Linked DNA regions of Homo sapiens: region 1 is linked to region 2. A link is an interaction called in ENCODE POLR2A ChIA-PET data of the cell type or tissue named here. Cell type or tissue: endothelial cell of umbilical vein. All regions are shown on one strand. Links, peaks and the distances in the headings refer to the core of each region. The heading gives the core; the rest is flanking DNA.

Evidence for each region. ChIA-PET counts read pairs that join two places held together with the same protein. Peaks named below come from ENCODE experiments on the same cell type or tissue, not always from the same donor. Only the 100,000 strongest peaks of a DNase experiment are listed, where the experiment ranks them.
Region 1: POLR2A ChIA-PET joins it to region 2 with 5 read pairs; 3 of 35 experiments call an interaction of 5 or more read pairs at or near these places.

Annotation. Positions count from the first base shown.
Region 1 is chr14:21,217,438-21,220,356 of GRCh38, reverse strand. The region is part of intron 5 of HNRNPC (heterogeneous nuclear ribonucleoprotein C); the gene reads left to right. Among named protein-coding and RNA genes, the nearest start is that of LINC00641, 12 kb to the right of the region's middle. RefSeq lists an enhancer at 1,114-1,657. In endothelial cell of umbilical vein, for the core only: no CTCF peak of the experiment used is centred there; no DNase peak of the experiment used is centred there; H3K27ac peaks cover 991 bases.
Region 2 is chr14:21,365,194-21,368,112 of GRCh38, reverse strand. SUPT16H (SPT16 homolog, facilitates chromatin remodeling subunit) reads left to right here. Exons shown (of 26, transcript NM_007192.4): 8 at 1,584-1,674. Among named protein-coding and RNA genes, the nearest start is that of SUPT16H, 17 kb to the left of the region's middle. In endothelial cell of umbilical vein, for the core only: no CTCF peak of the experiment used is centred there; no DNase peak of the experiment used is centred there.

The sequences.
Region 1 (2,919 bases), core at 150-2,649, 150 kb after region 2:
TGAGGCAGGAGAATCACTTGAATGCAGGAGGTGGAGGTTACAGTGAGCTGAGATTGTGCCCATTGCACTGCAGCTTGGACAACAAGAGCAAAACTCTGTCTCCAAAAAAAAAAAAAAACCAGAAATAGATGGCCTCAGAGAAAAGGGGTTGGGTTAAAGACATCACGTGACGCATAAGGCATAATGTCTTTAGCTTTTACTTTGAATGAGATGGGAAGCTATTAGAGGGCTTTGTGAAGAGAATGGGAGGGTCTTACTCATATTTTAACAAGATCACTCTTACTGAGAAAGATAATGGGTGGCTGTTCAGAGAAGCAGTGATTTTTGGTGGGACCAGAGAAATGGCAATGGGAGTGATGAAAAGCAGATGGATCTTAAAGGTGTTGCTGAGAAATTTGCTTATGTTGTGAGGCTTGAGAGAGGAATCAGATGTGGCCAGCGTTTTTGTCTGGACAACTGGAATTATGGAATTTACAGTGACAGTGATTGGGAGGAGCTAAGGTGAGGAGCAGATATCATAAATCAGTTGTGGACATGTTAAAGTTGATCCGTTTGGAGAGATATTAAGTAAGCAGTTGTTTATATGGTTCTAAGGGAGTCATCTGCTTAGAGTTTATAAAACCGCAATACTGGATGATTGGAAACAGAAGAGAGATTCTGGGGGTACTGTGACCTTTAAAGAATGTGGCGGTAAGGAAGAAATGAGCAAAGGAGATTGAAAATGCCAAAATGAAAAAAATGGAGAAGCATGAAGTATCTTGGAAACTGTATGAATATATGTCAAAAGAGTAGAAAGGCAAACAAGGTCTTTCATGTCACTAATAGTTGAAGTAGTATGAGAATTTAGAAAACGTCTTTTTGAATTAGCGGTGTCATTGGTGACCTTTGACAAAGGTAGGTACTGTTAAAGGCAGAAATCTTACACAGATTTCAAGTGAATGGAAAGATAGAAATTGGAGTCAGCATAGAAAACACACAATAAAATTCACCCTTTTGGTGTATAATTCCTACATCAGATTTGATTTACAAAATGCATAGTCATATAACCATAACTATAACCAAGATAGAAATAGTTCCCAGTTCTCTGAAATGCACCTTCACTCTGTTGCCTAGCAATCATATCTGTTCCTTAAAAGGAATTTTATTGTAAGTGAAAGAACTTCTTACTCTTCTATGTTGATAAAATGAGAATTTTAAAAATATGTAATTTTTTTTCCCCTTTCTTTTTCTTCTTTTTTTTTTTTTTTTGAGAAAGAGTCTCGCTCTGTTCCCAGTCTGGAGTGCAGTGGTGCGGTCTTGGCTTACTGCAACCTCTGCTTCCTGGGTTCAAGCGATTCTCCTGCCTTAGCCTCCCAAGTAGCTGGGACTACAAGCATGTGCCACCATGCCCAGCTAATATTTGTATTTTTAGTAGAGATGGGGTTTCATCATATTAGCCAGGCTATTCTTGAACTCCTGATCTCATGATCTGCCCTCCTCGGCCTCCCATAGTGCTGGGATTACAGGCATGAGCCACTGCTCCCAGCAATTTTTTTTTCTTTGTCTCACAGGCTGGTCTTGAACTCTTGGGCTCAAGCGATCTGCCTGCCTTGGCCTTCCAAAGTGCTGGGATTACACATGAGAGCCACTGCATGTGACTCAATTTCAGTTTTTTTTTTTTTTTTTTTTTTTTTTTGAGAGAGAGTTTCGCTTTGTCTCCCAGGCTGGAATGCAGTGGTGCGATCTTGGCTTACTGTAACCTCTGCTTCCCAGGTTCAAGCAGTGCCTCAGCCTCCTGAGTAGCTGGGACTACAGGTGCATGCCACCACACCCTGCTGATTTTTTTGTATTTTAGTAGAAACCGGGTTTCACCATGTTGGCCAGGCTAGTCTCTTAACTCATGATCTCAGGCAATCCACCTGCCTCGGCCTCCGGAAGTGCTGGGATTACAGGCATGGGCTACCATGCCCAGCCTCAATTTTAGTTTTTTAAAAAATAAAATTGCACCACATTGTCAGTTTAAAATTTTATCTTTGGTAAAGATCAACACTGACATATGGGAGTATGTGTATTGTTGAATACCATGACAAATGAGTAATGTTAAAGTTATTTGTGGCTGCACACGGTGGCTCATGCCTGTAATTGCAGCACTTTGGGAGGGTGAGGCTGGTGGATCACTTGAGGTCCAGGAGCTCATGACCAGCCTGGCTAACATGGTGAAATCCCATCTCTACTAAAATTACAAAAACTAGCTTGGCTTGGTATCGTGTACCTGTAATCCACGCTACTTGGGAGACTGAGGCATATAAACAAGAAAAGCCAGGGATTTTTTTTTTCCCTTTCTTAAAACAGTCTTGAATCCAGTCAAGTTTCAGAATTGATGATTGATCTAGGACTCAAGCAACCTGCCTGTTACAGACTAGATTCTTTTTGACTGAGAAAGTTTTCAGGTGCATTTTCAAATTGTCTTCCCATGAAATGTCTGGTTTTGTGTTAAGATAGTTTCCTAATGAAACCATCAAGACACACCACTTTTTCCCTTAATATGCAACATTTCATTAAGATGTCAAATTTTATTCCTCTTAAAATAAGTATGTACATTTAATGTATTTTTTCTTCGTGGAGCCATTTTCAATCAAATGGCTTAGAATTTACAAAAATATCCCTAAATACTAATATTTGTAATTCTTTCTGATAGAATATTACAGAACCAATTATTGATTGATGCCATTGGCTCAGTATAGGAGCTATTGCTACCTATTCTTTGGTAGTAGGTATGTTTATGGTGTTCCCCAACCCATATCAGTGATCTTTGGACAAGGCTAACCCAACAATGTGGTAATAATCTATTTCCATTTTTTCCCCCTTAATTACCAGAATTATATTTTCTTTAAAAATTATGTTAGAGTTTCCCCATGTGGTGAATACCTTGTATAGCTC
Region 2 (2,919 bases), core at 141-2,640:
CATATCTCTACAAGAAATTAAAAATGAAACAATTAGTTGGGCATAGTGGTGCACGCCTGTGGTCCCAGCTACTCAGACTGAAGTTGAGGAGGATCACTTGAGCCTGAATGGTCAAGGCTGCAGTGAGTTGCGATTATACCTCGGCAGTGAGCTATGATTGCGCCACTGCACTCCAGCCTGGGCAATAGAGTTGAGACCTTCTCTCAAAAAAGAAATGTCATTAGTGTTATGTTTATGTCTCTGAGGCTCTCATATTAAAAACAGAATAAGATTTACAAATGTTGAATCATCCTAGCATCTAGGTCTTGAATCTGCATTTCTTTCAAGCATGAGTGATCATTGTGGTTTACATTGATGTTTATAGAAACCTCTCTGACTTGTTAGGCCCTCTGTGTCCAGATCATCACAAAATACCTTGGCCTTATTACTATTCCTTAGTTATAGAAAGTTCTGAGAACTAGTATCTCTACCTACAGGATATATACTGTTAATCCTACATCAAAACGATACGAAGGATACTGAGCTTCCAGACACCATTCTTCCACATTATCTCTAAGTCGGTCTTAAGAAGTCCTATTGGAAATCATAGCCATAGATAGTTTAATGAAGATAAAGATCCCTCTGAGGCCACCATATCTAGACTACTTTTTAGCTTGACATACCCATTCATAGTCTAGATCCTGAAAAATTAAGGCCACAGCCCTCATAACAATAATTCACCCATTTAGTGATAAATGGAACAGGCCCACCACAAGGATCTGTTTTTGAAAATGTATAATAACTTTAATGTGATACCATTTATCAACTCTTAAAGTATTTTATTAAGACCACTGTCCTCCTAGATCAGTGATTCTCAAATAGTATGATTAAGAATGGGATCGGGGCCGGGTATGGTGGCTCAAGCCTGTGATCCCGGCACTCTGGGAGGCCAAGGTAGGCGGATCATGAGGTCAGGACCATCCTGGCTAACACGGCGAAACCCCATCTACTAAAAATACAAAAAAATTAGCCGGGCGTGGTGGCAGGCACCTGTAGTCTCAGCTACTCGGGAAGCTGACGCAGGAGAAAGGCGTGAATCCGGGAGGTGGAGCTTGCAGTGAAGTAGGATCACGCCACTGCACTCCAGCCTGGGCAACAGAGTGAGACTCCATCCAAAAAAAAAAGAATGGGGCCAGGTGGAGTGATTTACACCTATAATTCCTGCACTTTGGGAAGCCAAGGTGGGAGGATTGCTTGAGTCCAGTTTGAGACCAGCCTGGGCAACATGGCAGACCATGTCTCTACAAAAAATAAAAAATTAGCTGGGCATAGTGGTGTGTGCCTATAGTCCCAGTTACTTGGGAGGCTGAGGTGGGAGGATCATTGAGTCTGGGAGGTCAGGGCTGCAGTGATCCGTAATCATGCTACTGCACTCCAGCCTGAGTGACAGAGTGAGACCTTGTCTCAAAAAAAAAAAGTGAGTGGACTGTTTAGTTCACACTTTGAGAAACACTGCTTTAGGGGACATAAATTTTGATTTTAAAATGTTACTGAGTTTTTTTCCTAAAAGATACTTTAATATCTCCTTTGTGTCTTGTTATTAGGTGTGAAGATATGTGACGTGTATAACGCTGTCATGGACGTGGTTAAAAAGCAGAAGCCAGAACTGCTGAACAAAATTACCAAAAACCTAGGGTATGCCATGATGTCTATTGTCATTCTTGAGTCAGTTTTCAGTTAGACTGTCAGTGGTCAGTCTTATTTCTTTAGGCTAATTGATTGATTCAGCCAACATTTATGGACTAGCAAACTATACTATGTGCCAGGCACATGATGTTATCAGAGAAGGTGAGACAGATTTAAGTTCTCCCAAGTGTATAAGAGAGATTTTTCTAGACCAGTGTGGTGTTCCAGCCCATAGGTTTTCCAGGATATAATTACAGATGTTAGGAAATATTATCAATACATACTATATCTCCTCTCTCCGTGCACATTTGCAACTTAAGTACTCTGAGATGTCCTAATATTTTATTTAGAGACAGGGTCTCACTCTGTCCAGGCTGGAGTGCAGTGGTGCAGTCGTGCCTCACTGCAGTCTAGACCTTCTGGGCTCCAGCAATCCTCCCATCTCAGCTCCCCCAATAACTGGGACCAAGGCACGTGCCACCACACCCAGCTCATTTTTTTATTTTTTGTAGAAACAGGGTCTCGCTATGTTGCCCAGGCTGGTCTTGACCTCGTGGGCTCAAGCAGTCCTCCCACCTTGATCTCCCAAAGTGCTGGGATTACAGATGTGAGCCACTGTGCCTGGCCGTTTGTTTGTTTTGGGGGTTTTTTTTTGTTTTGGTTTTGGTTTTGGTTTTGGTTTTGGTTTGTTTATTCAATCCAGTGTATTTCTCAAATGTATTTTATACATTTCTCAAATGTATTTTATCACTGAACACCTAGAAATACCTAATAACGTGTAATGGAACAAAGGACATTTTGGGAAACAAAGCTTTATGTAGGCATTCTCTTTAGATGAAAACTAGTCTATGGTATATAGTTTCTAGACTTCTCTCATGGAAATATATACCTATATAACAAGTCTTACGAATCTGGTTTACCAGTGTTCCACTAAAAATTGCCCCTTTTAATCTAGTAATTACTGTCTTAGTAATGTACCCCTTAATAATCTCTATGTTGTTTCTAGGAGTACTACTGACTTGATTTTATGGTAGAAGGTTAAAGTTTAAATGTGGGCAAATAAGCTAAAATTAAAAAGGCTCGATATAATCAATTAGGAAATTATTTTTCGCCATGGGATTATACAGCATGTTTAGAGGCCAAAGACTGTCTTTGAATCCTCTTTTCTAACTGAGCGGTCAGCAGGGGTAAATCATTTCAAACATGTTTGCCTGTCTTATTGTGAAAGTTGAAATGAATATGTTATGCTTGATC